4 separate regions of the Homo sapiens genome follow, and all the other regions are linked to region 1. The links are chromatin contacts, found by Hi-C in ENCODE. All regions are on one chromosome and are shown on one strand. The core of a region is the stretch at or near the end of the contact, and the rest is flanking DNA. Distances in the headings are between cores, read along the strand shown. Region 1 holds the start of CTSZ (cathepsin Z). Region 2 has its middle 57 kb from the start of RBM38-AS1. Region 3 has its middle 42 kb from the start of CTCFL. Region 4 overlaps PMEPA1 (prostate transmembrane protein, androgen induced 1).

Region 1 (2,866 bases), core at 121-2,620:
AGGGCAGCTGTGTCTGGGTTTCTTCCTCACAAGGACCCAGCTCCTATAGTCAGGGAGGCCAGAGGGTTGACATGGGAGGAAGAAAGGCCCCCTCTTGGCAATTCTCTTTCCACTCCTTTTATGCCCAGAGGTTGGGAGGCCTCGCTCCCACCCCCACCGCCAGCTCAAGCTTGGGGACTTCTCCCAGGATGGCCACCCCACCCCGCCTTCTGATGACTGATGGACACTAATGGTTTCCATGAGCGACTTGCCAAACAAATAAGAGACACATCAGTAGGTAGAGCCCCGGGGCCACACTTTGCCTCAGTGACCACTTTTTGGGGAACAAGGACTGAAACTTCTGGGCTGACGAAGCAGCTCTCCAGCCTTGCTCTCCACTCGGACAGTCATGCGGGGATTCCATGGCCACCTCAGCGCTTCCGGGAATGGTCATGGAAGCTTCTGGAAGTCAGGAGGCAGCCACTGTGACTTCCCCTTGCCCACGTGGCACGCTTGGAATGTGGTGAGTGCCACTGAGTATGGAGAGAGTCAGGCAAGCTCATCTGTGGGCCCTGTGCCAAGGGCCCCCAGCAGGGGCCTGTCAGGTCGCAGCCCAGAATGCCGGGCCCTGTTCTTACCAGAGAAGAAGGCCATGGTGTGGGCCCAAGGGCCATGACAAACAGAGGGGCCGCAGGGAGCGAGAAGCCCTCCCCCAGTTACAAAACCACGTCCTGGGGGGCCACTTCTGCTTTTGGTTCCTCATTTGACTAAGAAGAGTTTCGTTAGCAGAAAACCTTTTCAAGGCGTCTTTGGAAGTCACATTGGATAACTCCTGATGCCTGCGCCAAGTGGAATCTTCCTTTGGGGCATTTTCTAGAAGGATCCCTCCTTCCTTCTCTGCAAAAGGGAACCGTCCCCCCGAAAGGGCCTGGGCCTTTGGGAAAAGGGGTTTAGAAAGCCAGGCGCGGGGACCCTTCTTTGGGGGCGGTGGCCGCATCCCAGGATCCCTTCCTAGGGGAGGCCTGGGCCCAGATGTGAGGCTGGGGGCCTCTCCCCAGGGCTCAGGGCCCCAGGAATGCAGGGCCAAGGGGGCCCATGAGCCTGCGGCCCCCCACCCCGAAGCCAGGAACCCCGGCAAATGAGTCCAGCCGGACAGTCCCGCGCTCAGGGCGGCGGCCGGCGGCGGGGTCAGGCTGGGGTCTGCCCGGCGACCTCGCGCCTGGCCCGCGAGTTCAGGTGCCCCGGAGCCAGGGAGGGAGCGGGGCGCGGAGCCGGGCGGGGAGGGCAGGGGTCACCGGGCGGGGCAGGAGCAGCGATGGGACAGCCCCGCCCCGGGGGAGTGTCCCGGCCTGGCCGCCGCAGCCTTAAGGGCCGGGCGGGGCAGGGGCCCAAAGTGCGGGGTCGGCCGGGTGCTGGGCCGAGGCCGAGGCCGGGGCGGGATCCAGAGCGGGAGCCGGCGCGGGATCTGGGACTCGGAGCGGGATCCGGAGCGGGACCCAGGAGCCGGCGCGGGGCCATGGCGAGGCGCGGGCCAGGGTGGCGGCCGCTTCTGCTGCTCGTGCTGCTGGCGGGCGCGGCGCAGGGCGGCCTCTACTTCCGCCGGGGACAGACCTGCTACCGGCCTCTGCGGGGGGACGGGCTGGCTCCGCTGGGGCGCAGGTGGGCACCGGCGGGGAGGCAGCCCTGGGGGGACGGGAGGCCCATCGCCCGGGCCAGGCGCGCGCTCTGCCTCCTGGGGGCCCTGCGTCGCCAACAGGCCTTGGAAGGTCAGATCCAGCCGCTTCGTTTTGGGGGTCGCTCCTTCTCTTCCACATCCAGGGTGAGCCCTGATGTTTGTGGGGTTGGACAAGCCCCACCTGGCCAGAAAGCCAGGCCAGCCCCACCTCCTCGGCCTCTGGGGGTGGCCCTTACGGCGCGGCATGGCTGGGGGAGCAACCCGGTTCCCTCCTTTCGGGGGTGCCCTGCCTCCTTCACATTCTGAGAGCGCTGGAGCCTCCTAGTGTGAGGTGGGCCCACACCTGGCTCACCTCTGGTGATTGTGGCCCCACTCCCATGCCCTCAGGTGTTGGGAAAGGCGGGAGGGCCCTACCGAGGGCTTCCTGGGCCCACGGCCCCCGGGAGCCCCAGCACCGATCTGGGTGGGGATGATCTCTTCTCAGCACATACCCCCGGCCTCATGAGTACCTGTCCCCAGCGGATCTGCCCAAGAGCTGGGACTGGCGCAATGTGGATGGTGTCAACTATGCCAGCATCACCCGGAACCAGCACATCCCCCAATACTGCGGCTCCTGCTGGGCCCACGCCAGCACCAGCGCTATGGCGGGTGAGTGGCCGCCCTTTGACTGTGGGCCAGGAAAGCCCATCCCGGCTGCCTGTTTATAGGCCCAGGCAGCTCAGCCCGCGGTTCCAGGGGCCTGTGATTCAAGGCCAGGTCAGCCTGGGCTGGGGTGCTAAGGCCGAGGAGCGCGGGCCTTTGCCCTCTGCTGAGGTGACCCAAGCTGGGTCATTCTGGGGCTTTTGGGTGACAGGCAGGACTAGGACTGAATCCCAGTGACAAGTGGCTGCCAGGTGCCCTCTCTCCCCCAAAGCTTGTGACCTCAGCCATTGGGATAGAAACAGAAATGCAAAATCACTGAGTCCCCAGGCTGTATTTGAGGATACAGAAGTAAACTGCTTCTCAGCACAGATGAAAGCCTGTCCTGGGCTTGGAATATTGGGTGAGGCTAGTTGGCTACAGCCCATGGCCTAACCTGGTCACTACCTCCAGCCTGGTGGGTTTCTATCTTAGGCTTTTGGCAGGAGTAGGGTAGGGAGGCTCTTAGCAAAGAGGAAGGGGAAACTAAGGCCCTCCCTATCAACGAGGCTGCTGCACCCTGCTTTGGGAGAG
Region 2 (2,866 bases), core at 95-2,594, 1.6 Mb after region 1:
TCCCCATGGGCTGTGCGGGCCCGGGCTGGTTACCTGACCTCTCTGTGCCTTGGTGTTCTTATCTACAAGATGGGTACAAAGAGGATTTACGTGGCTGCAGGGCTGTTGTGAGAACTGAATACACTCATACGCAGCCAGGCTGAGAATGGTCCCCCGTGAGTGCTCAGTAAGCAAGAGCAAGCATCACCACGTGGCACCATGGAGAAGGGTGGTCTTCCATTATCTCCTTCTCTTTCTTGGGGCAAGGCGAGGCATGTGATTGTCCCCATCTGGAGCTTGGCCAAGCCAGAGCAGGGGATGTGACAGAGCCCTCAGCATGGTGACATCCCGGAGTTTTGACTATGGGGCTGCAATAGCCACAAGTGCACTGGTGTGCCATGCGGATGTTTCACCTTCGGGGTCTGCCTGGGATGAGCTGCCATCCCCCCTTCTTTGCTGCTGAGGCAGTCAGACCTGAATTGTCTCCACCCCACTGCCAGCTTCACTGAGGAGGAAAGAGAAAGAAAAGGAATGCCGAGGCCCCCAGACAGGAGGCCAAAGATACACAGCCCTCTGGGAAAGGGGGAGGTGGATGCCCAGAGGTGAGGAGTGCTGGCCTGGGGGACTCCTTCGGGGGGCTCCGGGGCTGGCTAGCTGCGGGTGCTGGGCCCAGCCCTGGGCTTGTGTGCCCATAGGGACTGTACCTTCCACATGAGGGGACGTGACCAAGCGGCTGCAACCACACACCTCCCGGCCGGGGCTCGACAGAGCAAGAGGGTCATGAGTATTTCTCACAGAAGGTGAAGTGTGCAGACACAGTGCCATCTGTGGCCTGCACGCTCTCCGGGCCCCTCCAAGCCACCCCCTCCGTCCTTTCTCAGGCCGGGTCCACCCTAGAAACCCAGTGTGTTGGCAGCAGTTTGCCCCAGATGGTCCCTGCTGCTCCCAGCACCTCAGCTCACCCGGCCATGCCCCAGCCTCCAGTGCACTTCATCACCTGCCCTAGAAGCAAGATGCTGAGACCTCGAAGACTGCACTCAGACCCTCAGAGCAAAATATTCGCAACTAATGTGCCAGCAAATTTCCCAAAGCCAAGTAAAACTTAGGATCCAGCAACCCTCCAGTGAGTCCCGAGCAAGGGGCTCGATGATGTGGTTTTGCTCTCCCTCTCCTCAGGCCACTCTGGGCAGGCAGTTTGTCACCGGGAGAGATGACTGCCCCCCCTCACTGGAGCAGGACTGGTGACCACACTGGCAGCCAGATGTTGGCCCAGCGTCGTAAATGATGCAGGACGGCTTATCGGCCACAGGAAGCCAGAGAGCCAGGCTGCAGCCACACAGAGTGAAGAAACAGGCTTGTGGGAGAGGAAGCTGCCCAGCCTCGGTTATGCAAAGTATACGGGGGTGCGGGGTGGGGAGCGGGGGGGCTCTTCCTCTATTACATAATTATCTCTGCATCCCTGCTGGAGGGAGGCTTGCACCTCAGCTGCACTTCCGAGTCACTTGGGGTGTCGAGTGCCACCCTAGGGATTCTGGCACAGTTGGTCTGCAGCATGACCTGGGCAGGAGGGTTTTTTAAAGCCCTCTGGATGATTCTAGGAGCAGCCAATGTTATAAACACAGGCTCCAGATTTAGAACACAGGCTCAGGTTCAGGAGCAGAGCTTCAGCCTACAGGTCCTGAGGGATCCCACCCAACTGCGAGGATCACAGAGACTAAGCTGTGAATAGTGCCCTGGAGTTGTGCAGTTTACAGCCTGTGCAACTGGACACAGCCGACCTGATGGGGGGCAGGGGAGAAAGTGAGCATCCAAACTACTTTGTTGGTGAAGAATGACATGGAGGTGCAGGTTCAGACCCCAGTGCTGCCACCTGTTCAGGGAATTTGTACTCGGTGCCTCCTGTGTACGGGCACTATGTACCCAACCTGAGTCATGCAGATGATATTTATGGGAGGGAGACAGAGAGAAAACAAATAATCCCGCACACAAATATATAATGACACATTTAGTAAAAACAGGCGGCAGGAAAGAGCAAGGGAAGTGTGGTGGGCAGAATAATGCCCTCACCCCAGTCTTAGAACCTGTAACTACTCTAGGCTGCTCGGCGAAGGGGAATTTGGGCAGCAGATGGAACAGAGGTTGTGAATCAGCTGGCCTGGAGATGGGGAGATCATCCTGGACCATTGGAGAGGGCCCAGTGTCCTCACAGGAACCCTTCAAAGTGCAAGAGGGAATGGGAAGAGGGGCGGCAGAGGGAAGACTCACCCCGAGGCTGCTGCCTTGGAAAGGGAGGAACCGAGGACCTGAATCCTGCCAACCACCCCAATGAGCGGGAAACAGGTGCTCCTTTGAGCTTCCAGAAAGGGGCACAGTCTGCTGACACCTTGACTTGGGCTCACTGAGACCCTGGACAGAGGGTCAGTGGAGCCCACCCAGACGCCTGACTTAAGGAGCAGGTGAACTAATCAAGAGGTACTTCAGGCCATGGCACTGGGGGTCACGTGTGATACTAGCAAACAGAAAACACACAGTCAAAGCCTCAAGCGAGAGTATGGTCTAGTTTGGGGGTAAGAGAAGCCTTCCTGAAGAAATGGCATTTGGGGTAAGACCAAGAGGAAGAAGAGAAATGAACTTGGCAAAGTAGGGAGGCAGAGAGAAAAAAGCGGGCCAGGGCCCTGGGCAGGAAGAAACCCACTGTGAGCAAGGGAGGGAGAGAAGTCCAGTGCGAGGCACTATTGCACGCTACCAGCCTCAGCTTCCTTGCCTGTGAAATGGGATTATAACAGCATGCCCTCATTGGGAGAATGAAGTGGGCTGGGAAATCGTACAGCAAAGTAGCTAGAGTTCCACAGTCAGGGTTCAAACCCTAGGTCTTCTGGTTACTGCT
Region 3 (2,866 bases), core at 256-2,755, 1.5 Mb after region 1:
CTGCAGTGAGCAAGCTGGGCAGGACTGAAGTCAGTGGGGTCTTTTGTTAGGACCCAGCACGCTGGCAAACAGACTTCCACTGCTCTTGATGGTATCCTTTTTGTAAGTGGTAGGAAGATACACATAAAATTGGCCGTCTTACCGGGCGCGGTGGCTCAAGCCTGTAATCCCAGCACTTTGGGAGGCCGAGGCAGGCAGATCACGAGGTCAGGAGATGGAGACCATCCTGGCTAATACAGTGAAACCCCGTCTCTACTAAAAAAAAAAAAAAAAAAAAAAAAAAAAAAAATTAGCCAGGCGTGGTGGTAGGTGCCTGTAGTCCTAGCTACTCAGGAGGCCGAGGCAGGAGAATGGTGTGAACCCAGGAGGCGAAGCTTGCAGTGAGCCGAGATCACGTCACTGCACTCCAGCCTGGGCGACAGAGCAAGACTCCATCTTAAAAAAAAAAAAAAAGAAAATTGGCCATCTTAGCCATGATACGTACAGTTCAGGGGTGTTAGGCACATTCCCCTTGTTGTACTCCCATCTCCAGAACTCTTTTCATCTTGCCGAACTGAAACTCTGCCCCCATTAAACATTAACTCCGTATCCCCCTCCACCCAGCCCCTGGAGACCTCCATTCTCCTTCCCATCCCTTATGAATTTCACTACTCTATGTGCCTGGGTTATTTCACTGAGCATAATTCACTGAGGTTCATCCATGCTGTAGCCTGTGTCAGAATTTTTTTACCTTTTTAAGGGTGAATAATTTTCCTTTGCATGAGGGGGATCACATTTTGTTTATCTGTTTATCTATTGATGACACTTGGGTTGGACAGTTCTCATTTTTAAAACTTGAAGTTTAATTAAGTGAGAATGAATCGACACTGGAGGGAGAAAGGATCTCCTCAGAGGTGAGCGAAAAGCCCCCCACTCCCAGTGCACATGCCCCAAGGACCACAGCACTGTTGAGAGGTCACCAGAACATGACAGAAGACAAACTGAAATCACGGCAGTGCCTCTCCCCTCTTGCCAGGGTGGGGCTCTGTATTTGCATTGACCAGGACAGGGTCATCCAGGGGCCCAACTCTGAGAATGTTCCCGACCTGTCTGGAGCCATGCCCCCTCCTGCTCTGCTCCATCCTCCCGCAAAGCAGCAGCCGGATGAAACAAAGCTCATGTTTCACCAGGCCCCATGGTAAATGCTATTGGAACCCCCAAAAGTTTTCTGAAGACTGGGTTTGTTCTTATTACTTAAGGTTGATCTAATCCATCCCAAGACTTGCATTGCTGAAACAGACTGTAGCAGAAACACATGATTCTCACCCATTTAGGGATTTTTCGCACGTCCAGACACATGACAGTTAGCGTATTAGTCGGTTTTCACACTGCTGATAAACACATACCCGAGACTGGAAAGTAAAAGTGGTTTAATTGGACTTACAGTTCCACATGGCTGGGGAGGCCTCACAATCATGGCGCGAGGTGAAAGACACTTCTTACTTGGCGGCGGCAAGAGAACATAAGGAAGATGCAAAAGCGGAAACCCCCGATCAAACCGTCAGATCTCATGAGACTTATTCGCTACCATGAGAACAGTATGGGGGAAACTGCCCCCATGATTCAAATGATCTCCCACCATGTCCCTCCCACAACACGTGGGAATTATGGGAGTATAATTCAAGATGAGATTCAGGTGGGGACACAGAGCTAAAGCATACCAGTTAGTAAATGACAGTAGAGAAGCCCACTTTCCCATAAGTCAGCGAGCCTGTCTTTATAAATGGCTCAAAGGTTTCCTTCTAACTAAAAAAAGGGGAGAAAAAAGGGTCCCTTTTGTCCCTGACATATGAAAGCCAGCATTTTCTGAGGCAGCTGCATTCCCTGATTGGGGCCGAGGGCCGGACCCTGGGCTCCTCCCTTCCTTGACCCTCCCTGCCCGCGCCAGGCCTCGGGTTCTCTGGGAAATTGAATTGGATCCTGGTTTCCCATCAAATCCAGCAACTGCCCATCAGCTCAGGATGCCTTCCATAACTATCTGTAGCATTTGCTCCCCAAATTTACTTAAATAATTTTAAAAGAAAACTCTACTGTTACCAAAAATGGAAAATCATTTTCTTAATAAGCAGGAGGGATCCCCCAAAGTGAATGCATTGAACCCTCCTCGTGTCTTTAACTTCTGTTGGAGGCTGGGACACAGGAGGCTGGCTGCCAGTGGAGCCTGCCCGAGTGTGAAAGTCAGGCTCACCCCTAAATAAGAAACCTCTTTGTAATCACAAGGATTGGAAAATAACTGGAAAGGGCAGACCTGCCTCAGCTCGGGACTCTATGTTTTTAAGTACTGTGCCCATGCACTTCCACAATTCATCTTGCAAGGCTGCAAGCCACTTAGAAATGAGTGCTGAAAAAACAGAAGCCTTGAACGTGAGGGATGCGGGCTACAGGGCGTTTCTGTCCAGCCACCTGCACGGCCTTCATTCAGCTGAGGTGTCCGTGAGCACTGCACAAGAAGTACCAATTACAAGGCCAGTCCAGGGCTCCGGAGTCAAATTAAAACTGTGTCCCAGTTCCTGCCCCACCGCTAGGTGACCTTAAGCAAGGCCCTAGACTTCTGGGAGCCCGATTTCCTCAAGCCAATCAATACACGTTAATTGAATGCGCTTCCCAGCTACCAGGGAAATGGGGAGGAGAAAATGTGGTTTTCACCATAAGGATGCCGAAGACCTCTCCTTGCCCTCTCCTCCCCCTCTCCTCCCCCTCTCCTCCCCCTCTCCTCCCCCTCTCCTCCCCCTCTCCTCCCCCTCTCCTCCCCTTCTCCTTCCTGTTTCCTTCCTGTTGCTTGGGGTCCTGCAGAGCAGGTGCCCCCTGGCCTGTGTTACAGGGCTTC
Region 4 (2,866 bases), core at 248-2,747, 1.3 Mb after region 1:
GAAACAAATCTGGCGAGCCGCCTTCCTTTTCAGCGGGGCCTGCTCATGCAGAAAGCCCAGCTCCCAGGCAGCATCTAGCAGAAATATTTATAGCTCATCCATTGAACTTTCCTTCCTCCAGGAGGAGTTGGTTTCTGCTGGCGATGGGGACACAGACTTGACAGGGAGTGGGTGCTGTTTCAGGGATTTTTTTTAAATCAAAAACTGGAGGAGTGTGGGTCACAGCCAGCGACGCAGCTGTGCCTCTCCTTCTCGTGTCCTTTCGTCTTCCAGGTGTGGGGCGGTGGGCACGGGAGCCTGCTCTGTAGCATTCAGCAGCCTCTTTACTGGGAGGGCAGTTAAAGGCTGACTTTGAAACTCCTCTGGGCCGGCGCCTAGGACCCCGACACTCCAGGGAGACCCAGAACCTGGGCCCCTAGTTACCAGTGACTTTGTGCTTAGGTATGCAAGGGCAGCGGGCTGTCATTTCCCCATTTTATGGATGAAACCACCGAGGCTCAGAGAACAGCTTGCCCAAGGTCACACAGGGAACCGCTGGTGGAGCTGGTCCCCCGCTCTGAGCACCATTCACACTCAGCTCAAGCCTTCATTCCCACTGGGAGCCTTTGCTACGCCGTCACCTCCCATCGAAGGTAGCTGTGTCTGTCTGTGTGTAATAGTGACCTAAGGAAGGAGGACAGACCCGGTATTTGGGCGAATCACCCATCTTCTGTTCATTTATCCAGTAGGTGAGCTCCTTCCCTGTGCCACTGGAGATGGGAGGACCTGGTGAATGGAACAGGCCTGAGCCTGCCCTCAGGGAGCTACTAGTCTGGTGCAGATGGGAAACAGAGTCAGATACTGAACGGAGGAGGAGATTCGACAGTGTCACATGACTGTGCCTGGGGGCTGCTTTATTGGTCTGAGAGGGTCTCTCAGCAGGGCTGACCTTGTGCTGAGAATGAGGGATGAGAAGGAGTCAGCGGTGGGAAGACCTTGGGGGGAGTACCTCAGGCAGAGAGGAGAAGCCGAGAGGGTGAGGTCTGCTAAGCTAGGTGTGGTGGCCATGTCCAGTTCCCAGCTGGCCGTGTCACCTTGAGGGGGGACTGACCAGGTTGCAGTTCCTTCTTCTGTAAAATGAGGGGGTGACTAAAGCGTACACAAGTTCTGATTCTGGGAAAACCACAGAGAATCGAGTTTTGTAAGGTGCTGCCAGCAGGGGAGGAGGTGGAGGGTACGTGGAGAGCTCTATTATTGCTTACAGAATTGAACGTGAAACGACAATGGTTGCTAAATTAAAAAGTTGGTTATTTTAAGCAGTGAAAGGTCTGGGAGGGCCGTTCCCTTCTTGATGCTGGGACCACCCTTGTAAGAGGCAGCGCCACACCATCCTCACGGTCGTCTCAGGCAGGGGACACCCTAGAGAGGTCTCTCGCTGTCACCCGCAGATGGCAGAAGTGGGACTGGCTCCGGGGCAACCCCTGGTTGCCTCGCACAGGGCTCCCTCCCTGGCAGGAAGGAGGCCCATGCAGGGTGAGGGTGCCCTCAGGAGCTCAGGCAGGCGGCAGGTTTGGAGGGACGGGGGTTCCCAGTGGCAGTGATGGAGGGGTGTTTCTCATTCCCCACTGCCGTGATTCCATGCAAGTGGATGGAGCGTGCTGGAGAGGTCAGGAAGGAGCATGGGCGCCTGCCTCACCCCTGCCCCACCAGCACTCAGGCAGGCCTCACAAATCACAATGGGCCCTGTCCCTGGTAGCACCCAGGGTTGATGAATGGGGACTCCCAGGCCCTGGGGCACTTGGAAATCCCTCATGCAAAAGGTGGAAACTAGAAGTTGTCCTGCAGATTGACATTCTCAGAACTCCTTCCCTCCCTTCCTCACTGACCCGGCCCCGACCCGTGGGATGATTTTCATTCTCCTGCCTCCAGAGAAGGACCTGTGCTTACGTCCTCACGCAGACTGCTCTCCGCCACTTTCCCTCACCCATGTATTCATTTCACAAGCATTTACGAAGTGCCTCCTGTGTGTCTGGCATGGTGGTTGGTGCCAGTGTGCGTTGATCGGTGATCAAGGTGGTTGCGACTCCAGCCTACAGAAATGTACAATCCAAGTGTGAAATGAACAACTGCCCTTTCCTAAGCGTTTGCTTTCAAAGCAGATGTTTTTAGACTAAGTTGTTGTTATTCTTCAAACCGGTTGTGTGTGGTTTCAGTCCCTGCTTCTGTCTTCACATTGAGGCCTAATTAGGAATCAGCTGTTGCCTAGCTAATGTTTATTGAGCAAGCACTATGCACCCGGCACTGTGCCTGAGATATTCACTATCATCTGATTTAATCCAGAGTTTCTCGACCTTGGTGCTGACGTTTGGGCTCAATAATTCTTTTCTGTGGGGGACTTCCCTGTGCGTGGCAGGGTGGATGTTTAGCTACTTCCCCTCGCCCACTGGATGCTAGTAACACCCCCTCCCAGTTGTGGCAACCACAAGTGTTTCCAGATATGGCCAGATGTCCCCTGGGGCAAAATCATCTCCGGTAGAAGAACCACACCTTAGCCCTAGCAGCTGCCCTTGAGGTCCCAGTCCCTTCATCTGCAGAATGCGGGTGTTGACGGGACTCCCCAAAGCGGCTCCTTGGGAGCTTTGAATGATATAATGCACTTAAAGCTCTTAGCACAACCCAGCTAAAGCTGGAGTGGCTGCAGCTCTCCCCGCTGGTGTGTCTGAGTGTCTGACGGGCAGAAGTCGTTTTTACCATCCACTCATCCCCCGACGGTTCCCTGGGGCTTGCAGTGCAAGCCAGACTCCATGCCACAAGCTAGGCTCACCTTGCAAAGATGGTCAAGGTCACAGCCATTGTGACCCTCACTCCCACCAGGGATGCCTGCGTG

What was found. Hi-C counts contacts between places; a loop is a spot of excess contacts on that map. Pooled maps may share reads with other maps.
Region 2: a loop to region 1 is called in a pooled map, with 6 times the contacts of the local background. The contact joins the enhancer-like site here to the promoter of CTSZ in region 1. A Hi-C loop is called at or near these places in 3 of 50 pooled maps.
Region 3: a loop to region 1 is called in a pooled map, with 8 times the contacts of the local background. The contact joins the enhancer-like site here to the promoter of CTSZ in region 1. A Hi-C loop is called at or near these places in 6 of 37 single-sample maps with no recorded cell type and 4 of 50 pooled maps.
Region 4: a loop to region 1 is called in a map of B cell, with 5 times the contacts of the local background. The contact joins the enhancer-like site here to the promoter of CTSZ in region 1. A Hi-C loop is called at or near these places in 1 of 168 maps with a recorded cell type or tissue (B cell), 8 of 37 single-sample maps with no recorded cell type and 5 of 50 pooled maps.

Annotation. Positions count from the first base shown.
Region 1 is chr20:59,005,758-59,008,623 of GRCh38, reverse strand. It overlaps CTSZ (cathepsin Z), which reads left to right and starts at 1,370. Exons shown (of 6, transcript NM_001336.4): 1 at 1,370-1,638; 2 at 2,139-2,302. The coding sequence starts at 1,496. RefSeq lists enhancers at 117-196, 337-446, 467-626, 1,307-2,118 and a silencer at 1,087-1,686.
Region 2 is chr20:57,449,034-57,451,899 of GRCh38, reverse strand. No RefSeq gene overlaps it. Among named protein-coding and RNA genes, the nearest start is that of RBM38-AS1, 57 kb to the right of the region's middle. RefSeq lists enhancers at 1-419, 924-1,213. Within about 2 kb of position 1,344, at least 9 of the 41 ENCODE cell types and tissues checked have a DNase peak (open chromatin) inside an H3K27ac peak, as active enhancers do.
Region 3 is chr20:57,482,035-57,484,900 of GRCh38, reverse strand. No RefSeq gene overlaps it. Among named protein-coding and RNA genes, the nearest start is that of CTCFL, 42 kb to the left of the region's middle. RefSeq lists a silencer at 972-1,071 and an enhancer at 1,362-1,561. Within about 2 kb of position 1,505, at least 2 of the 41 ENCODE cell types and tissues checked have a DNase peak (open chromatin) inside an H3K27ac peak, as active enhancers do.
Region 4 is chr20:57,679,987-57,682,852 of GRCh38, reverse strand. The region is part of intron 1 of PMEPA1 (prostate transmembrane protein, androgen induced 1); the gene reads left to right. Among named protein-coding and RNA genes, the nearest start is that of PMEPA1, 29 kb to the left of the region's middle. RefSeq lists enhancers at 387-887, 1,197-1,246, 1,337-1,396, 1,807-1,916, 2,297-2,366 and 2 more and a silencer at 815-978. Within about 2 kb of position 1,497, at least 10 of the 41 ENCODE cell types and tissues checked have a DNase peak (open chromatin) inside an H3K27ac peak, as active enhancers do; they include B cell, where a contact is called at or near this core.